2 separate regions of the Homo sapiens genome follow, and region 2 is linked to region 1. Evidence: chromatin loops called from intact Hi-C (ENCODE). Cell type or tissue: MCF 10A. All regions are shown on one strand. Each heading gives the region's core, and the rest is flanking DNA. Links, peaks and the distances in the headings are about the cores only.

Evidence for each region. Peaks named below come from ENCODE experiments on the same cell type or tissue, not always from the same donor. Only the 100,000 strongest peaks of a DNase experiment are listed, where the experiment ranks them.
Region 2: a loop joins it to region 1, with 13 times the contacts of the local background. A loop is called at or near these places in 33 of 110 quality-filtered maps.

Annotation. Positions count from the first base shown.
Region 1 is chr4:139,095,831-139,104,169 of GRCh38, forward strand. All of the region lies in intron 4 of ELF2 (E74 like ETS transcription factor 2), which reads right to left. It also overlaps the pseudogene RN7SL382P. Among named protein-coding and RNA genes, the nearest start is that of ELF2, 77 kb to the right of the region's middle. RefSeq lists silencers at 3,605-3,899, 3,779-3,838. In MCF 10A, for the core only: a CTCF peak has its summit at 3,759 (motif pointing right); a DNase peak (open chromatin) is centred at 3,741.
Region 2 is chr4:139,224,743-139,233,081 of GRCh38, forward strand. All of the region lies in intron 2 of LOC105379412 (a long non-coding RNA gene), which reads left to right. It also overlaps the pseudogene RNU6-506P. Among named protein-coding and RNA genes, the nearest start is that of MGARP, 51 kb to the right of the region's middle. In MCF 10A, for the core only: CTCF peaks have their summits at 3,214 and 4,913 (motif pointing right); a DNase peak (open chromatin) is centred at 4,909.

The DNA.
Region 1 (8,339 bases), core at 73-8,072:
GGTCAGGAGTTCAAGATCAGCCTGGCCAACATGGTGAAACCCCATCTCTACTGAAGTACAAAAATTAGCTGGGCACGGTGGCACACGCCTGTAGAAACAGTGAAACCCCGTCTCTACTAAAAATACAAAAATTAGCCAGGTGTGGTGGCATATGCCCGTAATCCCAGCTACTCGGGAGGCTGAGGCAGGAGAATCGCTTAAACCCGGGAGGTGGAGGTTGCAGTGAGCCGAGATCACGCCACTGCACTCCAGCCTGGGCAACAGAACAAGACTCTGTCATACATACAAAAAAAGAACATTTGTAGCTATGCGCATATATGAGTTTGACCCAAAAAAAAAATTCTGTTATTATATTGGATAAGTTTCAAGGTTAAGGTTATACTAACTTCATAAAATGAGTTGGAAAGCTTTCCCTCTTTTACTATTCTTTTGTGATAGTTTATATATGACAAGCATTATGTATCCTCTGAAATTTTAGTAATAAATCTGGGTCTGATGGACTTTTTTTTTAATACTTCCACGTTATAATGGACTTTATTTAAATGTGTATATAAGGAAGATGCATATGTAAGATTAAAGAAATTGAATGGTTATTAATTTGTCTGGGCTTTCTATTTCTTCTTGAGTCACTTATAAATTAGTTTTGTTTTTTGAGACAGGCTCTCACTCTGCCTAGGCTCTAGTGTAGTGGTGTGATCTCGACTCACTGCAACCTCCACCTCCCAGGTTCAAGCGATTCTCCTGCCTCAGCTTCCTGGGTGGCTGAGACTACAGGTGTACACCACCATACCAAGCTTTTTTTTTTTTTTTTTTTAATTCTTTGTAGCCAGGAGGTCTCACCATGTTGCAGGCTGGTCTCGAACTCCTGGACTCAAGCAATCTGCCCACCTCAGCCTCCCAAAGTGCTAGGATTACAGGTGTAAGCAACAGTGCTTGGCCTAAACTATAAAATTTTAACATTATCCTTTCACAGGTTTTTAAATTCCTTGGCAACAGGTTTTTCATAGTATTCTTTCATGGTTTTTAAACTTTTTATTCCGTTGGCCATATTTTTGTTCTTCAGAGTGCTCATTTTTCTTTAATCTGTCTTTACAGAGGTTCTTCCATTTTATTAGTTTCTGGTTTTATTAATAATCTAGTACTGTTTTATTTTCTATTTATTGACTTTCATCTTTATTTTTAACTTACCTCTACTTTACTTGGATTTATTCTGTTGGTCCTATATTAACATGTAGATTTAGGTATATGCTCATTATATCAATCTTTCTTATTTTCCAGTAAATACATTCAAAGCTATTATATTTCATAGTGAGTTCTGCTTAAGCGAAATTCCAAGTTTTTGGTTTTTTTGTTTGTTTGTAGCCTCTGTCGCAGAGGCTGGAGAGTACAGTGGCACAATCATGGCTCACTGCAGCCTTGAACTCCCGGGCTCAGGTGGTTCTCCCATCTCAGCCTCCCAAGTGGGATTACAGGTGTGCACCCACACCCAGCTACATTCCAAGTTTTAATGTGCAATATTTTCGGCCAGACGCGGTGGCACTTTGGGAGGCCAAGGCGGGCAGATCACTTGAGGTCAGGAGTTTAAGACCAGCCTGGCAAATATGGGTGAAACCCCGTCTCTACTAAAAATACAAAAATTAGCCGGGTATGGTAGCATATGCCCGTAATCCCAGCTACTCGGGAGGCTGAGGCAGGAGAATCACTTGAACCCAGAAGGCAGAGGTTTCAATGAGCCAAGATCATGCCACTGCACTCCAGCCTGGGTGACGGAGCAAGACTCTGTCTCAAAAAAAAAAAAAAAAGTAAAGAAAAAAAAATATGCAATGCTTTCAATGTTATTTAGCTATAAGTATTTTAACATTTTCATTTCTTTTTTGATCCACTAATTTTTAGTTTCCAATATTATTATTTTGATTGTCTTTTTCATTGTTTTCTAATATTCTTACATCATGACAAAATATTTTGTTTGATTTTCTTTTTAGAGAGAAGGTCTAGCTGTCACCCAGGCTGGAGTACAATGTGGCCTATAGGTGAGTGCCACCATGCCCAGCTAATTTATTTTTTGCAGAGACAGAGTCTCACTATATGGTCTTGCCTGGCTTCAAGTGATCCTCCTGCCTCAGCCTCCCAAAGCACTAGGATTACCGGCATGAGCTGCCATGCCTGGCTGAAATAACGTATTTTGTATGACACTGATTTTCTAGACATTGTTAACATTCCTCTATGGAACATGGTTAAAAACTGACATACATAACTAAAAAATGTTTAAGTTTCTATTAGGTTAGGTACAATGTCCTATATATCTCCAATTTACGAAGTTTGTTAAGCCCTTTGTAGTTGAATTCTTTGATACTATTTTTAATTTCATATATGCTTTTTTACACTTTGACAAAGATGTCCCACTATTTTGTAGATATGTCTAGTTTTCCTAAAAATTTTTGTTTTAAGTGGTATTTCAAGGCTGTGTTGCTAGATGCATGTAAGTTTATGATGATTTTGTTTTCTAGATTGTTCCTTTTAGCAGTATAAAGAGTATCTCTCTGTCCCAATGAAAAATGTTCACCCTAAATTCTATTTTATTATACCAGCTCCCTTTGATTAGTACTTTTCTGGTAAACAGATTTCTCTATTTTTAAAACTTTTTTTTTTTTTTTTTGAGACAGAGCTTCACTCTGTCACCCAGGCTGGAGTGCAGTGGCACGATCTCGGCTCACTGCAACCTCCACCCTCCAGGTTCAAATGATTCTCCTTCCTCAGCCTCCTGAGTAGCTGGGACTACAGGCGCCTGCCACCGCGCCCGGCTAATTTTTTGTATTTTTGGTAGAGATGGGGTTTCACCATCTTGGCCAGGCTGCTCTTGAACTCCTGACCTCGTGATCCACCCGCCTCGGCCTCCCAAAGTGCTGGGATTACAGGCATGAGCCACCGTGCCCGGCCGATATTTTTAAAACTTAATTTTGGTTTATCTGTTATATATTAGCTGTTTCCATTCATTTAATTTTGCTTTATGCATCTATTATAAATAACACAGGTTCTTGTCTTGTGATCACAATAGATAACTTTAATATAATTTCTGATATATTTTGTACTTACTTCTACTATCTTGATTTATTATTTCTATTCCATCATTTTATTCTCCTTTGTTGCCTTTTGTTAAATTGGTCAAGTTTAGTTTATTCCCTAACCTATCCCAAAGTTAGTATTTTGAAAGCTACGTCTTCTATGTTCTGGATGTTTAAAATAAATGTCCCTCTTTTCACTTCTCATCTTTTCCAAATAATGTTTCATACAGTTCCTCACTATTTTATTCAAGGGCCATCACAATCTGGTCCCACTGTACCTTTACCTGTCTAGCCTTATCTCTCAACCATACCTGTCTATATAGCCTAAACTCTAGTTAAACTACACTAACGAGCAGTAAACTACATTGACGGGCAGTGTCTAAATAAAATACAAAGTTCTTGGCAATCCTTTCTGGTTCATGATGTGTTCTCATTAATAAACAAATATTTTATTGAAAACCTACTGGGTTCCTGGCCCTGAGCAATTCCAGTAAGCACAATGGATACAGTCTCTGACTTTATGGAGCACAGTGTGGAAACATTAAGCAAACGAGCACAAATATAAATATAGTCAAGTAAAACTTCCTAAATACATGAATTCAGGTAAGTCAACTGATAATTGGCTCCCGTCTTCCATCCTATCCTCAAAAAGCAGTCACAGAAGTACACAACTACCACCAGGTGGCACCAAACCACAGCTGGACCTTAGACTGATTTTGGATACCTTAGTCTGAATTCTGGAACCCATTTCATACACACACCTCTTCCTCCTATACCCAGACTGACCCAGGCCATTTCATTAACCTCACATTAATGCCAGATTTTATGTGATTTGAACTTCTTGGAAGGTATTTACTACCTAATGGTGGGAACTGAATGCATGACAAGTTGTAGGTGCTAAAAACAAAACACATTAAATAATGGAGGGCTATGATAAAAAATAACAGAACAGTCCTAATTGAGATTTAAGAATATCAGCCAAGGCCTCTTTCTCTGTGAGAAAGTGACATTTAAACTATAATCTAAAGGACAACCAGGAGTTAGAAATTGAAAACTAGAAAATAATCTACTCCAGACAGAAAATGGCATGCGTGAACACCCTGTGGAGGTCAAGAGTTTGGATTAATGGAAGGATGAAAGGAGCACTGTGATTACAATAATTTGTATTGTGAGGGGAAGGGATATTATATAATGCATCAGAGTACAATGCTTGAGCTTGGGCTCTGGGTTAAATCCTTGCTTCCACCACTTAAATAGCTATCTAGCCTTGGAAAAGTTATTCGGCCTAGGGTTGAGAGTGTGAAATATGTAATGTTAATATGTAAAACCCTAAAAACAATTCCTGGCAACATAGTAAAGAAACTTTAAATGTTAGAGCTGTCTTTTTTTTTCCTTTTTGGGGGGTTGCTATTATTGTTATTGTTTCTAGATGAATGTGAGAAGCCAAATTATTCAGTGTCTTAAAGACCATATTAAAAACTCCTGCCAGGCGCAGCAGCACATGCCCGTGATCCCAACTACTTGGGAGGCTGAGGCAGAAGGATCGCCTGAGTCCAGAAATGCTGGGCTATAGTGCACTAAGTCAATTGGGTATCTGCACTAAGTTCGGCATAAACGTGAGGGACCACAAGGTTGCCTAAGGAGAGGTGAACCAGACCAGCCTGGAAACAGAGCAAGTCAAAACTCCTGTCCTGATGAGTAGTGGGACTGCACCTGTGCATAACCACTGTACTCCAGCTTGGGCATCATAACAAGACCATAACTCTTTAAAAAAAACATTTTTTTAACTGCATCCATTGAAATACAGAAAAAAAATAAAAATTAAGTGAAAACAATTTAAAAATACTCTGAATTTTATCTTAAGTGCAATTAGAATCCACTGAAAGATTTTAGGGAGGGAGTATCACTATTCCACTTACAAATTTATATTTTAAATCACTTTGGCTACTATGGTGAGCATAGATTGCTGGGGGTAGGAGGAGGAGGCAATAATGAAAACAGGCTGATTAGAAGGCCAAAGGCCATCAACATAGCTCATGTAAAAAAACTACAGAGTGAACTAGCCTAGTAGCAATGAAGATAGGAAGACTCGAGATATACTTTGGAGGCAAAATTAACATGATTTGGTAATGGACTGGGAGAAGGTAGGAAAAGGTATAAATAAATGACTTCTCAACTAGAAAATTCTTTTCTTCCCAATGAAATTTTATTTATCCTCCCAAACTCAACTAAAATGTAAACTTCCCATCAGAATAGCTAAGATCTGTCTCCTTCACTATTATAACACTAATATTATTAAACCTTAGGTTATGAAGAGTTGTTTCCTTATATATTTTCCCCACAAATGAGTGAGTTTCTTTACAGGAGGGGCCATATCTAATTTCTTGCTCTAGTTCACATAAAAAAAACACAGTGCCACACACATCACAGGTCATCTCAGGTAACCCCACTAATGGTCTCAGATCCAGGACAACTCCTTATTCTTTTGTTCTTCCTTTGATAAGCACAAGAATTCAGTCTGCTTTCTTCTCCTTTCAGCTCTTCTATTTTTTGGAGTTCTGTTTTCCCTAAGACTAGCTGCAGAATTAACTGCAGTCTCTCATTAGCCCTTCCCATTTCTTGTGGCCTCCAAAAACAAATATATGGGGATTCTTTTTGTAAAGTGCTTGGTACTAATTATTATGGAGAAACAGAGGATAACAAAATTAGACACAGGATTTATATGATCTTACAATAGTGGTCTCTGACCTATACAATACTTGACTCCTTTTGTAAGACGGTAAACTGAATGCACTGGCTTCTGATCTTTACTTTTATTCCCAAGGATAAAGGTCACTAAAGGTTCTTCCTTTTTTATGGAGGCCTCCCTTCCCAGAACATAGGCCTTCAGATGAAGCCTAGCCAAAATAATCAGTGCTTCTTGTCTCAAGTAAATAACTTGCACCTGATAGCCTCCTAAGTATGTAATATTAGCAATGGAATTAAAAACAAATGTAATTCTGCCAGCCTTGTTTTTCCAAACAAAATGAAAAAAGCTTAATGTTGTAAACCTAGATACTAACTATAGACCAATGTCCCTAAAGAAAAAGATAAAAAAAAAAAAGGGGGGGATGTCAAGTTTATTCAAGAAAGTAAATGTCTCAAAAAGAAATTACCACCTTTTAATTTCTTTCTCCTCTTGAACCAAGTTCTTGGTTTCCTCTTCAAAAGAAGTTTTTCATTCTCAGTAATTATTCTAAATCCTGCCTTTATTTTCCAACTATTACACATCAGAAAAAAGGTCATATGGGGAAAAAAATTCAGATTTTCCTGAAAGACTTGTCAAACACCATATATAAGAAGTATCAGGGCCGGGCGCAGTGGCTCACGCCTGTCATCCCAGCACTTTGGGAGGCCGAGGTGGGTGGATCACGAGGTCAAGACATCGAGACCATCCTGGCTAACACAGTGAAACCCGGTCTCTACGAAAAAAAAAAAAAAAATACAAAAAATTAGCCGGGCGTGGTGGGTGGTGGCGGGCGCCTGTAGTCCCAGCTACTCGGGAGGCTGAGGCAGGAGAATTGTTTGAACCCAGGAGGCGGAGGTTGCAGTGAGCGGAGATAGCACCACTGCACTCCAGCCTGGGAGACAGAGGGAGACTCCGTCTCAAAAAAAAAAGGAAGTATCGGCCGGGCATGCTGGCTCACGCCAGAATTCCCAGCACTTTGGGAGGCTGAGGCAAGCGGATCATCTGAGGTCAGGAGTTTTAGACCAGCCTGGCCGAGATGGTGAAACCCCATCTCTACTAAAAATAAAAAAATTAGCCAGGCGTGGTGGCGGGCACCTGTAATCCCAGCTACTCGGGAGGCTGAGGCAGCAGAATTGCTTGAACCCAGGAGGCGGAGGTTGCAGTGAGCTGAGATCATGCCACTGCACTCCAGCCTGGGCGACAGAGCAAGACTCCATCTCCAAAAAAAAGAAGTATCTTTTTGCTAACTAGATCGGAGACATAAATGTTTTTTTTTTTCCCCCCTGAGACAGGGTCTCGCTCTGTCAGAATGCAGTGTCAGGATCACAGCTCACTGCAGCCTTGACCTACCAAGTGCAAGCAATCTGCCCACCTCAGCCTCCAAGTGGCTGGGACTTCAGGCACCTGCCACTATGCCCGACTAATTTTTGTATTTTTTGTACAGATGGGGTTTTGCCATATTGCCCAGGCTAACCTTTTCTTTTTGATGTAAAACTTTCTCATGATCTTTTGCAAGTTCATCTACTGATAAGAAAATCTCCCAAGTTCTAGCTGTGATATTGTGAAATATGTGTGAAATATATATATTTAGTCTTGCTCCCCATTTCCTGGCATACAAGTCCTAAAATCCTTGGAATCTCCAAAGTAGTAAGTGTTCTTTTGTGTGCTAAAGATTGAGTAATGGCTGGCAGCCCCTAGGTATCTTCAGGATGGGGGCTAGTCACCAGAAAGACCAAGGCAGGATTATAGGGTTGGGACTTTCAGCCCCACTCCCAACCTCTGGGCCTCGGGAAACAGGGCTGAAGGTTAAGTCAACCACCAATAGCCAATGACTTAATCAATCATGCCTACTTAATCAAGCTTCCATAAAAACCCAAAACGAATGAGTTCAGAGACTTTCCTGATAGCTGAACATGTGGAGGTTCCTGGAGTGTGGCATGCCCAGCAAGGGCATGGGACCTCCATGACCCTTCCCCAATACTTCACGCCCTATGCATTTCTTCATCTGTATCCTTTAAATATCCTTTATGATAAACTGGTAAATGTGTTTCTCAGAGGATCTGATGCTATCTCCAAGTAGACAGTGTCAGAACTGAATTGAATTAGAGGACACCCAGCTGGTGTCCACTACAGAACTGACTGACTAGTTTATTGGTCGGGAGAAATCCCACACACTTCATGGTAATCAGATGTCCCAGAGGTCTTCTGTGTTAACTGTTGAGAGCATAGTGAGACAAAGAGTTTGCTTTTCTACTCACTAACAAATAATTGTTTAAAGATATTCTTAAGTCCTGAAAAATAATTGCATATTATCACCACCCAGTTTAATATAAAACATATGAAAAGTATTTTAGTTAAATAAAAAAAGTAATTGCTCATTCCCTTCAAGTAGTGTATATATTTTGGCATATTTACAAAGTGAAAAGAAATCAAACACCCAATTATGACCAAACACTGACTTTAAACCAGGAGAAAACAGCATAGGACTTCTTTCATTTAAAAACAAAAACAAACAACAACAAAAAACTGTTATTCTAATGAAAATAAAG
Region 2 (8,339 bases), core at 42-8,041, 130 kb after region 1:
TATTAACCATGACAACAATTAAAAAAAATCTTTTTAGAGATGAGGTCTTGCTATATTGCCCAGCCTGGAATGCAGTGACTATTCACAAGTGCAATCATAATAATGCACTACAGCCTCAAATTCCTGGCCTCAAGTGATCCTCCGTCTTCAGCCTACCAAGTAGCTGAGACTATAGGTGCACGCCACCATGCCTGGCCTGACATCAATTTTTTATATGGGAAAATAGATATTGAACACAATAATACAAAATATTAGCTGGGCCTAGTGCATGGACCATAGTCTCTGGCACTCTAGAGGCTGAGGTAGGAGGATTGCTTGAGCCCTGGAGTTTGAGGGTGCAATGAGCTATGATTGTGCCACTGCACTCCAGCCTGAGTGACAGATCAAGACTCTGACTCTAAAACAACAACAATAATGATAATAAATAATTGATGATTTGCTCAAATGAACACCAGAAAACAAATATACAAAATATATGAATTATTATTATCTTTATTATATCATTCCTGGGCTCAAGTGATCATCCCGCCTCATCCTCCCAAAGTGCTGTGATTACAGGTGTGAGATTGCCTGTACCCAAATGCACTCAACCTCAAGCTGTATTTGTATATTTAATTTATAATTGTTGATTCAAATGTACTCAAATTTTGTATACTTTGAATGCAGTTACATTTTATTTTGAATCTTTTTTTTTTCTTTTTTTTAGAAACAGGGTCTTGCTCTGTCGCCCAGGGTAGAGTACAGTGGCACGATCTTGGCTCACTGCAACCTCTGCCTCTCGGGTTCAAGTGATTCTCATGCCTCAGCCTCCCGAGTAGCTGGGATTACAGGAGCCCGCCACCATGCCTGGCTTATTTTTGTATTTTTAGTAGAAATGGAGTTTCACCACATTGGCCAGGCTGGTCTCGATCTCCTGACCTCAGGTGATCCACCCGTCTCAGCCTCCCAAAGTGCTGGGATTACAGGCATGAGCCACTGTGCCCAACATTAGTTTTGAATCTTTTAGATCATGGTTATCATTAACATACAAATTTTGTTAAAATCTTGATTATAACAACATAATTGGCTGGGCACAGTGACTCATGCCTGTAATCCTAACACCTTGGAAGGCTGAGGCAGGAGGACTGCTTGAGGCCAGGAGTTCAAGACCTGTCTAGGCAACACAGAGAGACCCCATCTCTATAAAAAATACAAAATATTGGCTGGGCGTGGTGGCTCACGCCTGTAATCCCAGCACTTTGGGAGGCCGAGGCTGGTGGATCACAAGGTCAGGAGTTCGAGACCAGCCTGGCCAACATGGTGAAACCCTGTCTCTACTAAAAATATAAAAAATTAGCCGGGTGTGGTGGCACGTGCCTGTAATCTCAGCTATTCGAGATGCTGAGGCAGGAGAATCGCTTGAACTTGGGAGGTGGAGGTTGCAGTGAGCCAAGATCATGCCACTGCACTCCAGCCTGGGTGACAGAGTGAGATTCCATCTCAAAAAAAAAAAATTACCTGGGTATGTTGGCATTTGACTGTAGTCTCTGCTTCTCAGCAAGCTGAGGCAGGAGGATTGCTTGAGCACAGGAGTTTGAGGCTACAGTCAGTGAGCTATGATTGTGCCACTGCACTCCAGCTTGGGTGACAGAGCAAGACCCTGGCTCTAAATAAAATAATAAAAAATAATTGGTGATTCGCTGAAATGAACCTCATGAAATAAATTCATAAAAATTTATGAATTATTATGGTCTTCATTATATCACTTATTAATAGACTATCCAGACAATAACAATTAGATGGCAAATGTGCAATAATAACTAAATTCAGTCATCTAATAATTTGCCAATTTTGGCCAGGTGCAGTGGCTCACGCCTATAATCCCAGCACTTTGGGAGGCCAAGGCAGGCAGATCACTTGAGGTCAGGGCTTCAAGACCAGCCTGGCCAACATGGAGAAACCCCATCTCTACTAAAAATACAAAATTAGCCTGTAATCCCAGCTACTCGGGAGGCTGAGGCAGAATTGCTTGAACCCGGTAGGCAGAGTTTGCAGTGAGCTGAGATCATGCCATTGCACTCCAGCCTGGGCAACAAGAGCGAAACTCTGTCTCAAAAAAGAAAAAAAAATTTGCCAATTTCTGTTTGTATGAAAAACCACAGCTTTATATACATTTCAGTTTTATTGCTCTGAAGGTATATTTTCCATGGAAAGAGGATAGATTTTATTAAACAGTCTGTTAACTTGGTTTACATTTTACACATATATAGATAAATAGTATGTGGGCATATGTTTGAATTTTTTTTTTTTTTTTTTGAGACGGAATCTCGCTTTCACCCAGGCTGGAGTGCAGTGGCGTGATCTCAGCTCACTGCAACCTCCGCCTCCTGGGTTCAAGTGATTCTCCTGCCTCGGCCTCCCGAGTAGCTGGGACTACAGGCCCCTGCCACCATGCCCGGCTAATTTTTTTTTGTATTTTTAGTAGAGACGAGGTTTCACCATGTTGGTCAGGCTGGTCTCGAACTCCTGACCTCATGATCCACCTGCCTTGGCCTCCCAAAGTGCTGGGATTACAGGCATGAGCCACTGTACCCGGCATATTTGAATTCTTGAGCTGCTTACCTGACTTGCAGCCCTCTTGGGGTAAGGGATGGAGGATTAGAGCCTTTCCTGGTCAGTTTACCATGTGTGAACACTTATGGAGGGACAGGGCTAGGAGAGGAAATAGACCTATTATATGTTTTTGTGGCAAAATAAAATCTGCACCATGGAATTTGCCCAATCACGTATGTCTAAATTGAGGGGGCATAAGCCCCCACAATACCCAAGGAATTCTAGTCTGGCAGGCAGGGCATATCAGCAGGCGTCTCCTGGCAGGAAGATGTTATTCAGAGTTAGGTAAATGGCAGTATTGGGTGGTCTGTCTAGCTCCAATAGGACCCAGATCAATTATATGTGATGAAGACTCAGTCCAACCCCAGGGAAAGAAAAGTGGCAAAACTTAAACATATAATGAATAGCCACATCCAATAAGTTTGTAGTCAGGAAAGATTCTACTTCCTGTAGAGGATCCTGGTGCCTAAAGCAGACACTGCAGTGAAAGTCTAGGGACATACAACCTGTGCAAGCACAGAAGGTTATGAGAAGGATGAAACTTAGAGGGTGGGTACTAGGGTCCCAAAGCTAGCACAGGAATGCGGAAGTAGTGGAAGTACAGGGCTGCCAGTCCAATTAATCTCAGACACCACCTGTGGGTAAAAATAGGTTATTGCTGAGGGCTGTCTCCAGAATTGGGGAGGCAGTGGTTACAGGGCTGGCTCTGGAAAAGCAGACTGTCAAGCTTCAATAGTTGCCTAGGAAGGAGCTATTTTTGAGTAGAAAGTCTTTCAGCACCCATCACACACAGCATCTGAATAACCCACTCACACAAAACCCTAGTTTTTGTTTTTTATTTTTTGAGACAGGGTCTTGCTCTGTTGCCCAGGCTAGAGTGCAGTGGTGCCATCATGGCTCACTGCAGCCTCAAACTCCCAGGCTCAAGAAATCCTTCCACCTTAGCCTACCATGTAGCTGGGACTAACGTTGTGTGCCACCATGTCAGGTTAATTTTTTTATTTTTTGTAGTATAGTGATCTCACTGCATGTCCAGGCTGGACTTGAATTCCTGAGTTCAAGAGATTCTCCCACCTCAGCTACCCAAAGTGCTGGGATTACAAGTGTCAGCCACCACACCTGGCCAAAACATTAGTTTTAAGCAGAAACAAATTCTGGTTTGTGTTTTTAAAATACTTTTTTTTTTTTTAATACTCAGGTTGCTGAATGACAGTATGCTTCAGTGGTACTATTCTAGGAGTTCCATGTATCTTAATGTATTTAATGCTCACAACAACCCCATAAAACAGCTATTATAATCATCCTCATCTTACAAAAGAAGAAGACACTTAAGGCCGGGCGCGGTGGCTCATGCCTGTAATCCCAGCACTTTGGGAGGCTGAGGCGGGAGGATCACAAGGTCAGGACTTCGAGACCAGCCTGGCCAATATGGTGAAAGGCCATGTCTACTAAAAATACAAAAATTAGCCGGACGTGGTGGACGGCGCCTGTAGTCCCAGCTACTCAGGAGGCTGAGGCAGGAGTATTTCTTGAACCCAGGAGGCGGAGGTTGCAGTGAGCCAAGATAGTGCCACTGCACTCCAGCCTGGGCAACAGAGCAAGACTCTATCTCAAAAAAAAAAAAAGACAAAAACAAAAAACCAAAAACAAAAAGAAGAGGCATACCTGCTGAGTAAGGTCCCGTAACTAGCAAGTAATAGAATTAACATTTGAATGTGGGCAAGTTGGTACCATACCTTGAGCTCTTAACTACTATTCTTTTTTCTTTTTTTTTTTTTTTTGAGACAGAGTTTCGCTCTTGTTGCCTAGGCTGGAGTGCAATGGCACAATCTCGGCTCACTGCAACCTCCGCCTCCCAGATTCAAGCAATTCTCCTGCCTCAGCCTACCGAGTAGCTGGGATTACAGGCATGCACCACCACGCCCGGCTAATTTTGTATTTTTAGTAGAGATGGGGTTTCTCCATGTTGGTCAGGCTGGTCTCGATCTCCCGACCTCAGGTGATCTGCCCACCTCAGCCTCCCAAAGTGCTGGGATTACAGGCGTGAGCCAGCGCACCCGGGCTCTTAACCACTATTCTAAATCCCTCTTTAAGGAGAGGCTGGTGGATTCAGCAGTGGGAAGAATCACAGAGAATGATTAATTATGCCTCCCAACAAATTTGCCTTATAAAAAAAAGGCCTCCAATAAACAGAAAGGAAATATCTTTCTTATAAAAACTCCAAGTGTAAAATACCTCTCACTTAGCACTTGAGAATCTGGGATGCTTTCTAACAAACACAATATACAGTACTCTTTTTGTCCTGGCCACTAGGGGGAAGAGTGGAATGTCAAAGAATTTAAATCTCGTCCACAGATTCACGATAGTTGATAACTGGTTTTAGTTCTTTCCCTATACCAGAATATAAAAGTTCTTTTGTATTTTTTGCTTGTGAGAGATCATTTCAGATAAATTTATTAAGCATCCATAAACATTTTTCTCTAGTTTCTTTTTTAGAAATAAATGGATTATGCTGAGGGAAAGAAGGCAGACAAGAAATCTATACTGTATGATTCCATTTATATGAAATGTCCAGAAAAGACAAATCTATAAAGACAAAAAAAAGATTAGTAATTGTCTAGGGTAGAGGCTCAAGAGAACAGGGGTTCACAGTAAATGTGTATGAGGGATCTTACTGAGTGACGAAAATATTCTAAACTGACATGGTGATGGCTACACATGTAAAATAGAATAAATGTACTAAAAATTATTGAATTGTACACTTGAAACAGTGAATTATATATAATATGTAAAATAAGCCTCAACAAAGTTGTTAAAAAACAAGAAATGTGCCGGGCATGGTGGCTCACACCTGTAATCCCAGCACTTTGGGAGGCCGAGGCAGGTGGATCACCTGAGGTCAGGAGTTCGAGACCAGCCTCAACATGGAGAAATCCCGTCTCTACTAAAAATACAAAAAATTAGCTGGGCGTGGTGGCGGGCACCTGTAGTCCCAGCTACTTGGGAGGCTGAGGCAGGAGAATTGCTTGAACCCGGGAGGCAGAGGTTGCAGTGAGCCGAGATTGCACCATTGCACTACAGCCTGGGCAACAAGAGTAAAACTCCGTCTCAAAAATACACAAAAAAACAAGAAACGTATTATTTTTTGAGTCAAACAAAAACCTATTTATTCAAAAAGTTTGAAAATATGTTTAATAGACACATAAAACTGTCTAGAGGGATAACAGTGACTAACTCAGAAATGCTGCTGTGGAGGAAACTGGGAAAATTTTTATACTATATGTCTTTCTACATGATTATTTTGACGATAATGAAAAATTTAAAAATGTAATAAAAACTAATTTTTAATAGATGGGAAGTTAAGATGTGTAAAATGCAATGACATTTATAAGTATTACCTTTGGATGGTAGAATATGGCTTGTATTTTTTGTCTTTCTAGGTTTCTTTCTTTTCCAATTTTATGTATTTTTTTACTTTTAAATTTTTAAATTGACACATAATAATTACATACTTACGGGATACATAGTGATGTTGTGACACATATGTGTATAGCGATCAGATCAGCGTAGTTAGCATTTCATCTCAAACACTTAAGATTTCTTTGTGTTGGAACATTCAATACCCTCCAGCTAGCTACTTGAAACTGTATAATATATAACTATTAACTATAGTCATCCTACAGTGCTACAGGAAAATACGGAAGGCTTCACGAATTTGCATGTCATTCATGCTAATCTTCTCTGTATCATTCCGATTTTAGTGTTTGTGCTGCTGAAGTGAGTACATTTGCCAATTTAAAAATGATTATATATTACTTTTCCAACAAAAACTGAATGGGTTTAATATAAAATAAAAGGCCAGGAAACATCTGAAGGTTTTTGTTTTCTTTTTTGTTTGAAACAGTCTCGCTCTGTCGCCCAGGCTGGAGTGCAGTGGCGCAATCATGGCTCACTGCAGCCTCAACTTCCCAGGCTCAAGCAATCCTCCCACCTTAGCCTCCCCAGCAGCTGGGATTACAGGTGCCCACCACAAAGCCCAGTTAATTTTTGTATTTTTTGTACGGGTTTTCATTATGTTGCCCAGGCTGGTCTCGAACTCTTAGGCTTAAGTGATCTGCCTACCTTGACCTCCCAAAGTATTGGGATTACAGGCATGAGCTACCACACCCAGCCTTGAATTTTTTTTGAGACGGAGTCTTGCCTTGTATCATTTTTATTTATTTTTTGTTTTTTATTTTTGAGACAGAGTGTCTCTCTGTTGCCAGGCTGGAGTGCAGTGGCGCGATCTCGGCTCACTACAACCTCCGACTCCCTGGTTCAAGCGATTCTCCTGCCTCAGCCTCCTGAGTAGCTGGGATTACAGGCGCACGCCACCAGGCCCAGCTAATTTTTTTGTATTTTTAGTAGAGACAGGGTTTCACCATGTTGGCCAGGATGGTCTAGATCTCCTGACCTCGTGATCTGCCTGCCTCGGCCTCCCAAAGTGCTGGGATTACAGGCATGAGCCACCGCGCCTGGCCTGCATCATTTTTAAAAAGTCAACTTTAGCACAATATTTATGGTATTTCATAGATAACAGAACTTTTTTTTGTTTGTTTTTGAGGGGGAGTATTGATCTGTCACCCAGGCTGGAGTGCAGTGGTGAGATCTCAGCTCACTGCAACCTGCACCTCACAGGTTCAAGCGATTCTTGTGCCTCAGCCTCCAGAGTAGCTGGGACTACAGGCATGCACCACCACACATGGCTAATTTTTGTATTTTTAGTAGAAACTGGGTTTCACCATGTTGCCCAGGCTGGTCTCGAATTCCTGAGCTCAAAGGGATCCCCCAGCCTCGGCCTCACAGGTGTGAGCCACCTGCCCATCCAACAATAGGACCTTTTTTTTTTTTTTTTTTAGCTCAAGAAAGACCTGTGGTTTAGACACTTAAACAAAAAGAAGTAACATCTACTGGCCTTTAATCTTGAATGTGGTCTAGTGAAGCTGGAGGGCATTTCTTTCCTTCTTCTTTTTTTTTTTTTCTGAGACAGGATCTCACTCTGTTGCCCAAGCTGGAGTGCAGTGGTCTGATCACAGCTCACTGTAGCCTCAACCTCCCAAGCTCAAGCGATCCTCCCACCTCAGCTTCTGGAGTAGCTGGGACTACAGGTGCGTGCCAACACGCCCAGTTAAGTTTTTGCATTTCTTGTAGAGATGGGGTTTTGCCATATTGCCCAGGCTGGTCTCGAGTTCCTGGGCTCAAGTGATTCACCCACCTGGGCCTCTCAAAGTGCTGGGATTGCAGGCGTGAGCCACTGCACCCAGCCAGGTATTTCTTTTCTCATTTTCATTTGCATCTACAAATTTATATAGGATGGGAGGGAAAAAAATTCATGAGATTAGAAATTGGGATCTTTAAGATTCAAGTTCATCAGCACATATCTGATGACAAATGCGGCCGTAGAGAGCCTGGTAGGAATAAGACAGTTAAAATGATAATGGGGGTGGAGTAGGGGTGAAATACCCAACAGGAAATTTACTATAAGGGCGGAGCTATCTGAATGGATGACCCAGAGCTTTCTGCAGGACCTGAATCATTGAAGGCAGATGTTACCTTGAGGTGCAATGTGTAGTTGAACTAGAAATTTCTCCCTACTTAGATACTATACAACGTCTTGAAGAAAATGTCTGTATTTGAAGAGTTTGAAGTGCTGTACTGAGAAAGCCACTTCTGAGAGTGACACTGGAGCAAGTACCTGGAAGAAACAC